Regions from separate parts of the Homo sapiens genome. Here region 2 is linked to region 1. The links are chromatin loops, found by intact Hi-C in ENCODE. Cell type or tissue: PC-3. All regions are shown on one strand.

Region 1 (8,000 bases):
TCAAATTCTAAACAATATAGAAATATATAATGTTAAAAGTTAAAGTACACTGCAATGTTATATTCTGGATAAACTGCTATAAATAGATATATTTCCCTTCATTTTTCCCTCTATTTAAAAATGTTTATTATTAACGTGGTTGTTAATAACTACTGGGGTAATCCTATGCAACTTTCAACTTGGTTTTTATTTTTAACTCAATAATATACCTTGAAAATGTTTTTATGACCATACATGCACATCATTCTCATTTTGTTTTTTTTACTGGCTGTATAGTAATGCATTGAATAGATATAGTTTTTTTGGTTTTTTTTTTTGTTTTTTTTTGAGATGGAGTCTTGCTCTGTCACCCAGGCTGGAGTGCAGTGGTGCAATGTCAGCTCACTGCAACCTCTCCCTCCCAGGTTCGAGCAATTCTCCTGCCTCAGCCTCCTGAGTAGCTAGGACTACAGGTGTGCATCACCATGTCTGGCTAATTCTTGTATTTTTAGGAGAGCCAGGGTTTGGCCAGGTTGGTCTCAAACTCCTGACCTCAGGTGATCCACCTGCCTTGACCTCCCAAAGTGCTGGGATTACAGGCGTGAGCCACCATGCCTGGCCCTATAACATGGTTTATTTAAACAGCCTTTTGTTGGGAATTTGGATTGTTTTCCATTTTTCTATATTAAGAACAGTGCTTCAGAGAACATCCTTGAAAGTGTTATCATTGTACACTTGTGTTTTCTGTAGGAAAGGTTTGTGAGTCACTGTTATGAAAATGTTAAATTTCTTTTATTTACATTTCCTCTAGTAGTGTCCCTTCATTTTTAGTTATATGAACATATTCTTTCTTTCTGAATGCACAAGACTGAAGACAGAAATTATTAATAGATGACCAGCCACTGAAATAAGAGGTCATAACAGCAAAAGGTGCTGAGCTTTTAGGTAAGGTTCACCTCATTTCCTCACATTTCAGGTTCTTTTTGGTTTTAATGTTTTCCCCAAGAGAAGATAGTAATTGGTAACAGCTATAAAAATACTCTGCAGCTGTTGGTTGAGCTGCTAATTAGCTTTTATGGAGCATAGTGTTTTTTTTTTTTTAACATTTTCCTAAGAACATTATTTTAGGACATGCCATTAAGGAGTTCAGAAAATCCACTAGGTTTTGCAGAATGCAGAGTGTATTTTAGCTCTTCTCCTTAAATTGTTAAAGTTTACCTCTGTTGAAATATTAGTCATGGGTCCATTTTAGGATCTTTTGGCTTGTAGAAAGTTCTAGGAACTGATTTCCCTCTGTGTGTGGAAAATGTGAAATAAGATACTTTGGCTAAATTTCATGACTCAGGCTCATTGAGGTGGGAACATTTCAGGAATTCCTGTGGCAAAGTTTTTACTGAATGTCTAAAAGAGTTGATTAATATTTTTATTTAGTCCAAGCTTTTTTTCATAACCATTTCATTAGAGGAGTGTGTCTTATTCCTCAAAATGAATATCTTCTATTTTGTTTGTGTTCATGGAACTTTTATTTGGATTCCATTCATTTTAGGTTGATTTTCTTTATAATATACTAGAATGAGTATAGAAAAATATGTTTACAAATGTAATTTCTATACACACATACATACCCCCTATATTTATATATGCACATATGTATTGTACACATTTGTGTATTTATGCCTAAGTATATAGTGATATAAGGAATGTTTTAAAAGTATGATCTTCTTCAGGTCATTTAATAGAAAACTTTGTACATCCTCAAAATAAGGATGATGTCTCCATATTTATTTATTAGAAAAAATGTTTCTTGATTTTCTTGGTATAAAAATTTTTCTTAATAAAATAAGAATTTCTTAGGACACGGGAAACTTATAGTTTGTATATATTCATATTTTGATCTTTTCTGTGGGAAAATACAACATGTCTAATGTATTATCCTTTTTTTTTTGAAGCAGGGTCTCACTCTGTCATCCAGGCTGGAGTGCACTAGTGCAATTTGGGCTCATTGCAGCCTCAGCTTCCTAGGCTCAAGCGAATCTCCCACCTCAGTCTCCTGAGTATCTGGGACTACAGGTGCATGCCACCATGCCTGGCTAATTTTTGTATTTTTTTGTAGAGACAAGGTTTTGGCATGTTGCTCAGGCTGGTCTTAAACTCCCCGGCCCAAGAGATTCCCCTGTCTTGGCCTCCCAAAGTGCTAGTGTTACCAGTGGAGGGTGTGCAGGTTCTTGGTGCTTTGAACAAAGAATTGGACTAAATGCACAAACAAAGCAAGGAAAGAATGAAGCAACAAAGGCAGAGATTTATTGAAAGCGAAAGCACACTTCACAGGGTGGGAGCAGGCCCGAGCAAGCAGCTCATGGGCCTGGTTTCAGAATTTTCTGGGGTTTCAATGCCCTCTAGAGGCTTCCCATTGGTTACTTGATATACACCCTATGTAAATGAAGTAGTGGCCCAAGATCTGTCTGATTGGTTGCAGAAAGCGACCAAGCACCAAGCAGAGGCTAAAGTGAAGTTACAGAGTTACACCCTATGCAAACATCTGATTGGTTGTGGAAAGTGACCAATCAGAGGCTGAAGTGAAGTTACAAAATTATATTTCTATGCAAAGGAAGACTTGGCTTGTGACCAGCCTGATTGGTTTTGGGAGGGGACCAATCCGAGGTACTTTCAGATTTTTATCTGTCATGCGGAACAAGGAGATGGGGGTTGCAAAGGGAATAGCCTCTGGTCCTTTTGTTACTTGGGTGTGGAAAGTTGGGGTTTTCCTTTTGATTTAGTTCTAGGAAGTCAGCATGAATCAGCCTTAGGTTCCCTGCCTCCAGACCCTGTTCTTCTGCCTCAGTAGGATTACAGGTGTGAACCACCACACCTGACCATGTATTAGTCTTGATTATTGCTTATTCTCTAACACTAAGTCACTATTTGATAAGTTGAATTTTTAAATCTCTCTAATTTGTGTATACTACAAAACATTTGTACTTTTGGCTTATTTTAAGCAAGATGTTGTAGTTTAACTGCTTGTAAAAAATCTGCCAGGCCCAATGGCTCATGCCTGTAATCCTGGGCATTTTGGCAGGCAGAGGTAGGAAGATTGCTTGAGGCCAGAAGTTTGACACCAGCCTGGGAGACATAGTGAGACCCGTCTTAACAGCAATAACAACAAAAAATTAGGCGGTATGGTGTCTCACCCCAGGAGTCCCAGCTACTTGGGAGGCTGAGGCAGGAGGATCACTTCAGCTCAGGAGTTTGAGGCTGCAGTGACACAGGATGATGTCACTGCATTCCAGCCTTGGTGACAGAGTAGGAACCTATCTCTAAAAAAAAAAAAAAAAAAAAAAACAAGAGAAACTCTGACAACATGAATTCATTGACTTTGATCTGTTTCAGGAAACACCAACTGACTTGATATTTACCTACTGATTAAACTTAATGGTTAATGTTAATTTCTTATCAGCTTGATTAAGTTTGACCTCTGAATTTTCTCCTTATACTTCTTCACAGTGTTTAGGACCTTGCATGTCCTATTTGAAAAGTACACCCTGGAGTTGCTATAGATAGTAAGAACCAGCTTGCAACAATTGGAGAGTGTTTTTTTTGTCCTTAAAGTAATTCTGCCTCTTGATTATGTCTTAGGATTGGTTTCACAGAGAAGTGGTCATTCCTTCACAGTGAATCACAAAATGAGTAGTTTTGACAGGATTTCCTGACTCAGTCTGGCTAACTCAACCTGCTGTTCTGAGTTTCTGTCAATATTGGCATGCCAGGAGCAAACTCTTGACTTGGTTGTCTTGGGTATACAGATAATTCCTAAATCCATACCCTCATTGCTGACCTTTGGACCATAGGCTTGTTTCTAACCAGTTCCTGCTGGATAGGTCTATGTTTAGATCCTGACATCAAAGTAAACCATAAGGAGTTGAGAGTAACTCTGCATCTTAATTGCCTACCAGAGCACCTTATATTGAATAGAATCCTATAAATGTTTGTTGTTAATGATCTGCCTCTTATTATTATATGGCCAATTATAATATTTTTCATTTTGTTTCTCTTTCCAGTTTTTCTTGCTCTAATCTATTTTCATTCCATAGTCAATTGATTTTCCAAACTATAGCTGTGCTCATGTCACCTATCATGGTCTCTGTTGCCTACTGGGTAATGACTCAACTCAAGGCGTGATGGTTAATTAATTTTATGTATCAACTTGCCTGGGCCACAGGGTGTCCAGGTATTTAGTTAAACATTCTGGGTATGTCTGTGAGAGGATTTCTGGATGAGATTAACATTAGAATTGGTAAACTCAGTAAAGCAGACTGCCCTCCCCAGTGTGGATGGGTCTTATTCAGTCTATTGAAGGCTTCAGTAGTACAAAAAGACTGAGTAAGGGAGAATTCACTCTCCTCTCTCTCTCTCTGTTTGACTGTTTTCAACCTGGGACATTGGTCTTCTCCTGCCTTCAGATTCAGACTCAAACTATAACTTATGTTATTGTCTCTCTTGGGTCTCCAGCTTGCTGACTGCAGATCTTGAGACTTCTTGGCCTCTATAATTGCGTAAGCCACTTCCTTATAATAAGTCTCTTTATAAACACACACATACATCTCCTACTGGTTCTGTTTCTCTGGAGAACCATTGGCTGATTCTCAGGGCATTTATGATCTGGTGCTCTGTGCAAATCCTTTGCTTTGACTGCCATGCTGGTCTGTTCCTCATTCTTTTTTTTTTTTTTTTTTTTTTTTTTTTTTTTTTATTATACTCTAAGTTTTAGGGTACATGTGCACATTGTGCAGGCTAGTTACATATGTATACATGTGCCATGCTGGTGCGCTGCACCCACTAATGTGTCATCTAGCATTAGGTATATCTCCCAATGCTATCCCTCCCCCCTCCCCCGACCCCACCACAGTCCCCAGAGTGTGATATTCCCCTTCCTGTGTCCATGTGATCTCATTGTTCAATTCCCACCTATGAGTGAGAATATGCGGTGTTTGGTTTTTTGTTCTTGCGATAGTTTACTGAGAATGATGGTTTCCAATTTCATCCATGTCCCTACAAAGGATATGAACTCATCATTTTTTATGGCTGCATAGTATTCCATGGTGTATATGTGCCACATTTTCTTAATCCAGTCTATCATTGTTGGACATTTGGGTTGGTTCCAAGTCTTTGCTATTGTGAATAGTGCCGCAATAAACATACGTGTGCATGTGTCTTTATAGCAGCATGATTTATAGTCCTTTGGGTATATACCCAGTAATGGGATGGCTGGGTCAAATGGTATTTCTAGTTCTAGATCCCTGAGGAATCGCCACACTGACTTCCACAATGGTTGAACTAGTTTACAGTCCCACCAACAGTGTAAAAGTGTTCCTATTTCTCCGCATCCTCTCCAGCACCTGTTGTTTCCTGACTTTTTAATGATTGCCATTCTAACTGGTGTGAGATGATATCTCATAGTGGTTTTGATTTGCATTTCTCTGATGGCCAGTGATGATGAGCATTTCTTCATGTGTTTTTTGGCTGCATAAATGTCTTCTTTTGAGAAGTGTCTGTTCCTCATTCTTGAACACACCCTACCTCTTCCTTTTTCCCCATCTTTGTTGAGACCAGTCCTTCCTCTTTCCAGTTATTTTAGTGATGTGCATTCTTCCAAGCCTAGTTCAGAGCTGTGTCCTCCATAAAATCTTTCTTGGCTGTCTTTTCCTGTAGTAGTTTCCTGGCACCTGAATCTCCATACTGAAATTTTAGGAATTTAGTCATTTGCTGCCATCCAGTGTTATCTTTTATACATTTGTCCTTCTTCCCAATTAGATTATAAACTCCTTTAGGACTGGAGCCTAACTCTGTATTTCCACATCCCTCCACTGTTCCTAGTGTTGCTTTTCTTTTGCTTAGTAGGTTGCCAGTGAGTGATTACTGATATTTTTAAAGCACTAAGATCAACCTAGGGAAGGAAAGGCAAATGAGGGGCTTGCATGCCTGCAGTGCCCCATCTTGAGCCCATGGCAGAAATGTCTAATTAATTCCCCACAGGACCCAGAGCTCTCTCAATGCAGTGCTCCGGAGAGGCCTTGCCAGTTGTTTGAGGTTGTTACTAGAAATGAAACTTTTATATCATCCTTAACCTAGAGCCAACTTTTCTAAGAAAAAAAATTGAGTCGCATTTAAAGTCCTCTTGAATTTGCCCTTTCCTAAGGGACTGATTTGCAACGATTTTTGCTGTCATCTGTTTTGCTTTGTCCCTTGTAGTTCCCTTTGTTCTGCCTCTGGCTAAGTCATTTTATATCTTTTTATATATTCTGTATAGCACATTTGGGTCAATAATTTTGAACAATGGTGAAGGAGATCAATATGGAAAATGAGCTGTGTGTTCCCAGGAAATTTGGATTTGTCAAATTTTACACAAATTTCATATAAGCACAGTGTGACTCTTCTTATTTTTCCTGCAATTGAATGTAATTTTTGAGGGACACCATTTGAAATCTGACCTCATTCTCCTCTTTGGCTAGTCTTCTAAGCTCAAAGTATTGCAAATCCTCTGTAGTTTTCATCCCCCTTACTCTGCTCTCCTGCACTTGTCTTTTAACATATTTTAGTTTACTTATGTCTTTTTAAAATTTAAAAAAATTTTTTCAGTGGTTCCCTGGTTGGTTAGTGTCTTTTGTTTATTAACTCTTTCCCCACATAAGAATGTAAAGCTTTGTGATATTTGGTAGTCTTGGCTATATATCCCAATACATAGACCAGTGCATGACATTCAATAAATATTTGTTGAATTGAGTTGGGGTTTGCTAACCTGGAACCCTTCCCTCCCCCGAATCTCTTTGTTAATTGAGGCTTCCTGTTGCATCCTCTGGGACCTCTCTTACTTTTTTCTTCTTGTTGCTGAAGACCCCTGTTTCTAGACCTAGCTAGTTCCTTCAAGCCATACAACTATCGCCTTCCTAGGTCTGTGCCTTTGTAATAGCCACACCAATAACAGAAGTGGCAGTTTCCTTGGCAGTTCATGGTTTGCAAAGCACTTTCACATATATGATCTAATTTGAGGTATTCTTGAGTCTTGACAGTGATGGTACTCTTTAGGGCTTGCCTTTTACCAAAGTATGCAAGTTAGCAAAATCTTGTTCTACTAGGGGATGCAACCATTTTTAATGATGTTCCAGGCCTATTTTTTCCTTGGCTGCACTGTTGTCAAATTATATATGAGGGGTATGCTGCTTTGACAAAGTCTTCTGGCCCACTAGGAACATTCATTAGAGTCCTCGAAGAGTACCTGTATGGTAATAAGATCCTCAAGTAAAGTGACAAAAATGGGAAAGAAAAAAAAAGAAGCAGTTGACCATTAACAAATATTTATGAGACATTAAAAAAATATATATATATATTAACTCTTTCCCCACATAAGAATGTAAAGCTTTGTGATATTTGATAATCTTGGCTATATATCCCAATACATAGACCAGTGCATGACATTCAATAAATATTTGTTGAATTGAGTTTGGGTTTGCCTCCTTTGAAAAAAAAAAATATATATATGCATTTTTTTAATGAGAGAGAGAGTCTTGCTCCATTGTCCAGGCTGGAGTGCAGTGGTGCAGTCTCAGCCCACTGCAACCTCCGTCTCCTGGGTTCACAGGATTCTTGTGCCTCAGCCTCCTTAGTAGCTGGGACTACAGGCACAAGCCACCACGTCCAGCTAATTTTAATATTTCTTTTTAGTAGAGACGGGGTTTTGCCATGTTGGCCAGGCTGGTCTCAAACTCCTGGCCTCAAGTGATTCGCCTGCCTCAGCCTCCCAAAGTGTTGGGATTACAGGTGTGAGCCACCGCGCCTGGCCAGAGACACTTTTCAGTGGAGGTACTTCACTAGATCCTGAAAAACTGGTTGCCCCAAAGTTAATTTGATAGCAGGAGCTCCATGTAGACCTGCCCAGCTGGAATTGGAGATACAAGCGTGGAATTGAGAAGGCTGGAATTGAGAAGGCTGATCTGAATGATGCTGATTGTGTAGAGATCAGAGCTGGT
Region 2 (8,000 bases), 190 kb after region 1:
CTCACTCAGGGATCCAAGTTGATAGAGCCTCCACTATTCGGAACTGATATCACTGGTCTCAAGGTGATGTCAGGGAGAAGAGAACCTTGTGAATGGCCCACTGGCTCTTGAAGCTTTTATCTGGAAGTAACACATATCATTTCTATTGACATTTCATTGTCTAAAGCAAAGCAAGTCACTAGGCCACATCTGACCTCAGGGCGAAGTGCAGTTCTGCCATTTTTTCAGAAGCAGAGAAGTCTAGAATATGATTATCAGCCCTAATGTTTGTCATATGTTATGTATTTAGTCAGGGCCCCAGAAGGAATAGATGGCATTCAGACTGGGTAGTGAGGGGAGCTTAGTAAGTGGACTGGTTACAACAGTGTGTTGTTTCAGTGATCTAGCACTGTATAATAAACTATTCTCAAACTTAGTGACTTAAAACAGCCATTGGTTATTAGTATAAATCATGATTCTCTGGTTCAGGAATGCAGTCAGAACATGGTGGGGACAGCTCATCACTGCTCTGCGATGTCTGGGGCCTCAGCAGGCTGGGGCCTGAACAGGTTGGGGCTGATTAGATCTCTCTCTCTCTCCTTCTTTCCCTCCTTCCACACAGCCTCTCCACAGGGCTGCTTGGGCATCTTCACAGCATGGCAGCCTCCGGTAATTGGATTCCTGTACTGATTGAACTCCAAGGACTCCGAGAGTGAGTGTGCCAAAGAGGCAAAAGATAGAAGCTGCTAGTCTCCTAAGGCTGGGGAACCTGGAAGAGTATCCCTTATGCCATATTTCATTGTTCATAGTCACACAGAGACCACTCAATTTCAAGGGAAGAGGACAAAGACCCCACCTCTTTATAGTAGCAGTATTAAAGAATTTGTGGCCATATTCTGGGCAGGTTTACCACAGTTGCCACCCCTAAGTCTGAATGTGCTGTAAAGGGTCAAAGAGACATATGTGGAGAGGCCCACCTGATAAGAGCCATGAACTTCAGTCATGGGTTACAACCTGCCTGAGGCAACCCTTCAGAGGGGAGTCAGGGGAATAAATAACTAAGTTTCCTTCTTCTTCCTTCCAGTCTCCTGCTGGAACCCCATTGGGTGAACCCAAGTGGAAAGCATATGGAAGGGAACCATGGGAAAAAGGTCCATACAGGTCTACTGGGGGGGCATAGGGCAAGGTGGAAAAGGTGGAGAGTAGATTTAGAGGGGCCGTTGGAAGCCATCAGCATGCTTATTTACCAGTATCAGCATCTTAGAGCAATAATTGGAAGGTAGATATGGTTCCTGTAGAGTGTGTTTGGGTTTAATGCATAAGTAAATTGCAGCTTAAAATTTTCTAGAAACACATTAGTGAATCTACTTTTTATAGCTTATAGTTACTGCCTCATTCTGTTTATTGATCCTTGTCCTCTGGAACCTAAAATCAGAGTTGGACTCCAATGTGACGGGTAGAAATGCTAACAACATACTAGATATGAATAAATGAAGGAATATCTGAAGCATAGGTAGCCATCACCAAATCAGGCTTATTATTACATGAATTTATACAGAGTCAGGGTGTGCAGTGGAAGAGCATTAGACTGTGAGTAAGAGATCTGGGTTCTAGTCCTGGCTCTTTTGTTTACTACTGCTGTGTGAACTTGTGCAAAGCTTCCAACCTCCTTGAGTCACATTTTATATTAGTCCATTTTCACGCTGCTGATAAAGACATACCTGAGACTGGGAAGAAAAAGAAGTTTAATGGACTCACAGTTTTACATGGGTGGGGAGGCCTCACAATCATGGTGGAAGGCAAGCAGGAGCAAGTTACATCTTACATGGATGGCGGCAGGCATAGAGAGAGAGCTTGTGCAGGGAAACTCCTATTTATAAAACCATCAGATCTCATGAGACTTATTCAATGTCACCAGAACAGCATGGGAAAGACCCGCCCCCATGATTCATTTACCTCCCACTGTGTCCTTCCCACGACATGTGGGAATTGTGGGAGCTACAATTCAAGATGAGATTTGGGCAAATCATATCACATTTCCATAGCTGTACAATGAGGATAGTAGACCTCCTCTTTCCTCCTTACAGGGTATGAAAATCAAATATAAGTGTGTTCTGAAAAATCATATACTGTTATATGCAAAGGTATTATCATAACTATTGCAGGACAGATTCTGCCATCTCATATGCAGTAAAAGGATAATATTGTTTGTTCAAAGACCATTTAGTCAGTGTGCACCAGGTGCAAAGTACTGCCAGACTCCATGGGGAAATGAAGGTGGCTGAAAAACTCTGTCATCTCCATGGAGTTTATAATCTGGGACCCAGGAGACTGACATGTTAATTTAAGCAAGAAAAACTAAGTGCTGTGACAGAGAAAGTAGCCAGGGCAGGTGGGGAGGGAGAGAGTGACATTGTGCCGAACCTTGAAGGTGAGCAGGTAGGGAGGGCGTGGAGGAGTGTGTTTGGATGAAAGTACGCCAGGAGAGCTGTGATGTCCAAAAGAGGTGAGGGACCACGAGGACTGAGAAAAGACCCTAATGTGATTTGTAAGGCAGGTGAACATTGATATCCATAGTAAGCAGTGCAGAGGGAGTCAGATAAGGGGCTCAGGAACCATCTGGTGGTGACAAAATAATGCCGCTTAGTGTGGACTGGCATTCTGGGTAGTGTGGTGATGAACAGAAGAAAACAGGCAGGGGATTCAAGAGAAGGGAAAGGTGTGGAGAAAAAGACAGACACAAGTGATTCAAGATTTAAGAGATAAGGGATTGTCCTGCTTTCTAGCTATAAAACCTTTCTACACTACCTAAAAGAGATGACTGCTTCTCCCTTAAGGACTATACCCAGCTTTTTCCTCACCAGGCTAATAAATGCACTTAGCATTTGCTTAAAAATATTGGGATTGTGGCCAGTCGCGGTGGCTCACGCCTGTAATCCCAGCACTTTGGGAGGCCAAGGTGGGTGGATCACGAGGTCGGGAGTTAGAGACCAGCCTGGCCAATATGGTGAAACCTTGTTTCTACTAAAAAATACAAAAAACTAGCCAGGTGTGGTGGCATGTGCCTGTAGTCCCAGCTACTCAGGAGGCTGAGGCAGGAGAATTGTTTGAACCTGGGAGGTGGAGGTTGCGGTGAGCCAAAATCGCACCACTGCACTCCAGCCTGGGCAACAGAGCGAGACTCCGTCTGAAAAAAAAAAAAAGAGAGATTGTAAAGAATCGCTTTATTAACAACCCCTGGGGCTTCTGACTCCCTGGACCCGGGTTTCCTCTTTTCCCCCTTTGATGCCACACTCTGAACTCTCTTAGTTCTCCTTAGGGTCTGTCTGCTCTGCTGACTGGATGTTGTCTTTCCCTAAATGTGGGCATGCCTCAGGGACTATTCCTGCACTGATTGACCCTCATGATTGCTATCCTTGCTCTGCACAGATGGCCTAAAAAGCTCTGGGGCTGAGTATTTGACCACTGGCTAGATCTCTTCATCTCAATGACCTGTTGCTTCCTCAAACTTAAAATGTCAGGAGGCAAACTCATAATGTCTTTCTCCCGAGGCTAGCTTAATTCATCCTCTGCATACCTTCTTTTTGTGAATAATATCACTTTTCCCACTTACCTGGCATAGAACTCTTAATCATCCTTGAATTTTTTCTCTTAATCTTCCCAAATATAGTGCCAACCTTTTCCTGCAAGGTTCTTGAGTCTGTTTTTTTGTTTCTTCTCCCAATAGTGTCACTCTGGGTCTTCATCTCCACATATCTTGACCAGGGTTAGTTTTCACTTATGGTCTCATTACTGCAACTTCTTTCTTCAGATTATCTCACACAAAACTGCTGGATTAAATTTTCTAAACACATCATCCTTCCTCTGAAACCTTAAGTGGCTCCACTTCCTACAATGTTCTTGGTCTACATGCTGTGTCACAGCCCTGACTCCGTACCATTCTCATTCTTGGTTCAAGGCCTCTCTCCTATACTCAGTCCGTTTTCTCTGCTTGGAACATTCTCTTCCTTCCTCCTCTGTGGTCAAGAGTTACTCTTTCTTCAAAGACCAGCCTAAATCCCACAGCCTCCTGCAGCTGTCCCTTACATTGGAGGTTCTAGTCTTCTCTGTTCCCTAGAGTTGGCAGCTCTCGGTGCCCATGTTATTCTGAGCACGTGCTCCTTTCTATTGTTAGGTGATTTTGCATTTGACCCTGCTTCCCTGCTCTTTCCTGAAACCCCTGGAAGGGCCTGCATCTGTGGTTCCCAAACAGTGCACCAAGGAGCCCTGGGGCTTTTCAATTAATTCACAGGGGTACTAGGAGATATTTTCAGTTTGTGAGGGAAACACAGTGACATCTGTTGGACACCACATGAACTAACAGCTCAAAATAATTTGCAGTTTTGGCATGAAATCATATTCATTACTTTCAATTTGGTCTTACCAATTTAAAAATGAATTTTTGGGCCGGGCATGGTGGCTCACGCCTGTAATCCCAGCACTTCGGGAGACTGAGGAGGGCACATCACCTGAGGTCAGAAGTTTGAGACCAGCTTGGCCAACACAGTGAAACCTTGTCTCTACTAAAGATACAAAAATTAGCTGGGCATGGTGGTGGGCGCCTGTAGACCCAGCTACTCAGGAGGCTGCAGCAGGAGAATTGCTTGAACCCAGGAGGCAGAGGTTGCAGTGAGCTGAGATCGCGCCACTGTACTCCAGCCTGGGTGACAGAGTGAGACTCCATCTCAAAAAAAAAAAATACTAATAATAATAATAAATAAATAAAAATGAGTTTTTGTTGGGTTCTGTGTTTAAGAACAAGTATCATACAAAAATTGATGTGAAACAGGAAATGAGGTTTGTAGCAGACAAAAACAAGTGAAGCAGTCTAATTGGTTTTGTCATTAGCTTGGGAAAATCTCCATCCAGATATGTTGTTTCAGGATCCTGGGCTGGTGGGAGACCCGTAGAGAGTTGGCAGTTGCAGCCAAAGATGGCTTCAGTGCTTGTCCTGGATCTGGCAGGATTAGAAAGAGGGGACTGTTAGGTTGTTTGGATGGGAAAAGGTTGTATAAGTAGCACCTCAGGCTCAGTCATATTATTTCTGTCAAATGTCTTGTGAACTAGGGTAGGGTAGTCTTTTGTTTAGTGGGTTGTTTTGCTCCTTTTTAAAAAGAGATTGTTACCAAATTATGGCAAAAGTTTGGGACTATCTCTGGTGGATAGAGGTAGAGACATCGAGGTGAATGTGCTGAAGTAAGAGGTAGATGGAAGGGAAGATAATTACATACCATCCCTTCTGCAGGCAGCTCACAGGCATTCGCAATGATAACTGTGACCACAAAGAAAGCCTGCACCTTTGGTTTATGCAAAGAGCAGCCAGCTGTGTTTCATTCAACAAATTATTCCATTCAAGAGCACTTGGAAAGACAGAAGCAAAAAGTCTACCAGAAAAACTGATTTTTCCACCATCTCTTCTGTGCTGAAACCATGCTTGAACAACATACATGGGTAGAATAATTTCAGCCATTTCCTTAAAGGCATGTGTGCTGGGTTCATATAAGCCGCCGTGGAGCCCATTTGTTTTACAAGCTTGTCTTCCAAACATGCACATACGTATTCATGATCTGCATCCTGCAAGCTCAATAATTCATGGCTTATTGACTTAGGTTGATGGATGGAAGTTTTTTGGGGACTAGAGAAGTAAAGATGGAAATTTTGAGAGGCTGAGAGCAGCCACACTTGTGAGTTGCCCACTTGCTGTAAGTGTGTATGTGGGCGGGCAGGCTGGAACTCCGGTAGAGCCCAGTTTGGCTCTTACTGGCTAGGCATATTTTGGACTTTTATGCCCAGTGAAAATAGTGACTGAAGATTTTAAGAGCAATTAAGTACCATCTTCAAATTATTATCACCATTATAAAATATTAACGGGCTATAATTGGGTGCTGAGTTTGCAGGAGGAATACACTGATCGCTTATGTCATAGTGAGGAGTGGGCAGGACAGCATGCTGTTCAACCATGATTTAATTTCATTTCTCCTGTCCGTTCTTCCTCATGCCTCTCTAGTCTGGGAGATAGTAGCGGGGGTTCTGGAGTAGGAGAAGGGTAGACACAAGTCCTCTTACTTGTTCTCTGGCAGACTTCCCGTTGGATTTTTGGATGCTTCAGCAGGTCTCTGCTCTTTGTCACTTGTCATCTGTGCCACTTCCTGAGGAAAAACGTCTTGAAGTTTTATGCCTGGTTTCCTATAATGCTGTGGAATTTCACTGATCATGTCATTCCTTTCAGTGGAAAATGGGAAGAAGGAATCAAAAGCATGGAATGTAAGATGCCACCTTGGCTTTGGAATTTTTAGATTTTGTTTTTTAAATTTGGTGGTTCTTTGCTAAATCTTTTGTAGCTTCCCTTGACTTAGTTGAGCCCCAAACGAGGCACCATCTCTGGGGTGAACCAAACTAAAAGATACAGAGGAATACTTTTTTTGATATCTGCATTTCATATTTCTACTTATATATTTCAATAATTTGCAGAAAACCCCACAAAACATTGTCAACCTTATTGACCCATGGTTTTTAATCACTGAAGGCTCCTGAACATTGTCTTGTTCTATTTTTGCTAGCTGCTTTTTCCTCTTCTTGTAATAATCTTGAGCTGTATTTGTTCATGTGGAACTTTGCCTGTTTCTTACCATGCTTGGAGTAAACCAGTGACTTAGATTGTATTCTCCACTGCGCTGAAAGCATACCTATGTGCCCACCTCAGCCCACAGACTGCTGGTCTGGTAAGAAGTTAGGGGGATTCCAACAATGTCCTGCAGAAATGAGGTGGTTCTTCTTAGAAGGTGCTGCTGTTGTCTCCACAGCTTTACAGGCAGGCGCTGGTTCCGGGACAGACAGGTATTCCATTTAGAGCCACCCAGCAGTTGGGGAAGTTGGGGATTCTTAAACTTGGCAGGAAAGCTCAATGCCCCTGGTACCATCTCACACTTACACCCTTATCAGATGCTGTCCGAGATCCAGTTGTAACCAAGGGAGCCATAATTAAGGAGCCTGGCTCAGCTGGGATAGGAGTGGTGGAGCCCAAGCAATCATTCTGTCTACTCAGTTCCCCTGGACTTAAACAGAAGAGTACCGTGGAAGCAGAGGGCCAGATGTAACCATCACTATAATCAGTCAGTAAACACAATTGAACGAGGTAATTAAAAGGCCCAGTCCTGTTGTGGGCCTGCAACTAGGTAACATGGAGTGACGGTAGCACTATTAAATCTGGATTGAAAAAATCATATTAAGCAGGCCAGTTTTAGACAGACTAAATTAATAATTTCTCTATCCAGTGACAGCCAGCTATTAAGTAGATCTAGAAAATTTTAGTGACAAGTGTAAGAGGCTTTGACTTGGGAATTCTTGATTAATTGAAAACTAAAAGTGTGTACCATCTAATATATTCAATTAATGCATTATATTCAACTGATACAATTTTGGGAAGCTGCCTAGCTTGACAGTTCAAGAAATGGGTTTTGAGTTAGCAAGACCTTGGTTTGAGTCTAGTTCTTTGCTACTTTATGTGCCTGTGGCAGGTATTCTCATTGGTGTATATGTATAATCTAGGGATAATAATACCTACCTTATCGGGCTTTTGTAAAGACTAAGTAAGATTATGCATTTAAAGTGCTTATCATTGTCTCTGGCACTTAGTGCTAAATACATACTACCTATTATTACTTATTTAAGTAACCAGCTGAATCTCTAAAGTGAGACATCCTTCACATGACACTGTGTGTTACTAGCCAATAAATTTTATACCATTTTTGGTCACTATAGTGTTTTGATTTTAGATAATATGCTTGTTGCTCCTTAACATACTTTTACATTATTTCACAGCCAGCATCACTTTTGATTTTCTTTTTCTTTTTTCTTTTCTTTTTCTTTCTTCTTCTTTTTTTTTTTTTTTTTTTTTTTTTGAGATGGCGTCTCACTCTGTTCCCCAGGCTGAAGTGCAGGGGCATGATCTCGGTTCACTGCAACCTCTGCCTCCCAGATTC

What was found. Peaks named below come from ENCODE experiments on the same cell type or tissue, not always from the same donor. Only the 100,000 strongest peaks of a DNase experiment are listed, where the experiment ranks them.
Region 2: a loop joins it to region 1, with 4 times the contacts of the local background. A loop is called at or near these places in 6 of 110 quality-filtered maps.

What each region holds. Positions count from the first base shown.
Region 1 is chr4:151,414,878-151,422,877 of GRCh38, forward strand. The region is part of intron 1 of FHIP1A (FHF complex subunit HOOK interacting protein 1A); the gene reads left to right. Among named protein-coding and RNA genes, the nearest start is that of FHIP1A, 9.7 kb to the left of the region's middle. In PC-3, no CTCF peak of the experiment used is centred here; DNase peaks (open chromatin) are centred at 1,304 and 3,714; H3K4me3 peaks cover 473 bases; H3K27ac peaks cover 3,701 bases.
Region 2 is chr4:151,600,144-151,608,143 of GRCh38, forward strand. All of the region lies in intron 7 of FHIP1A (FHF complex subunit HOOK interacting protein 1A), which reads left to right. Among named protein-coding and RNA genes, the nearest start is that of GATB, 160 kb to the right of the region's middle. In PC-3, a CTCF peak has its summit at 4,303 (motif pointing left); no DNase peak of the experiment used is centred here.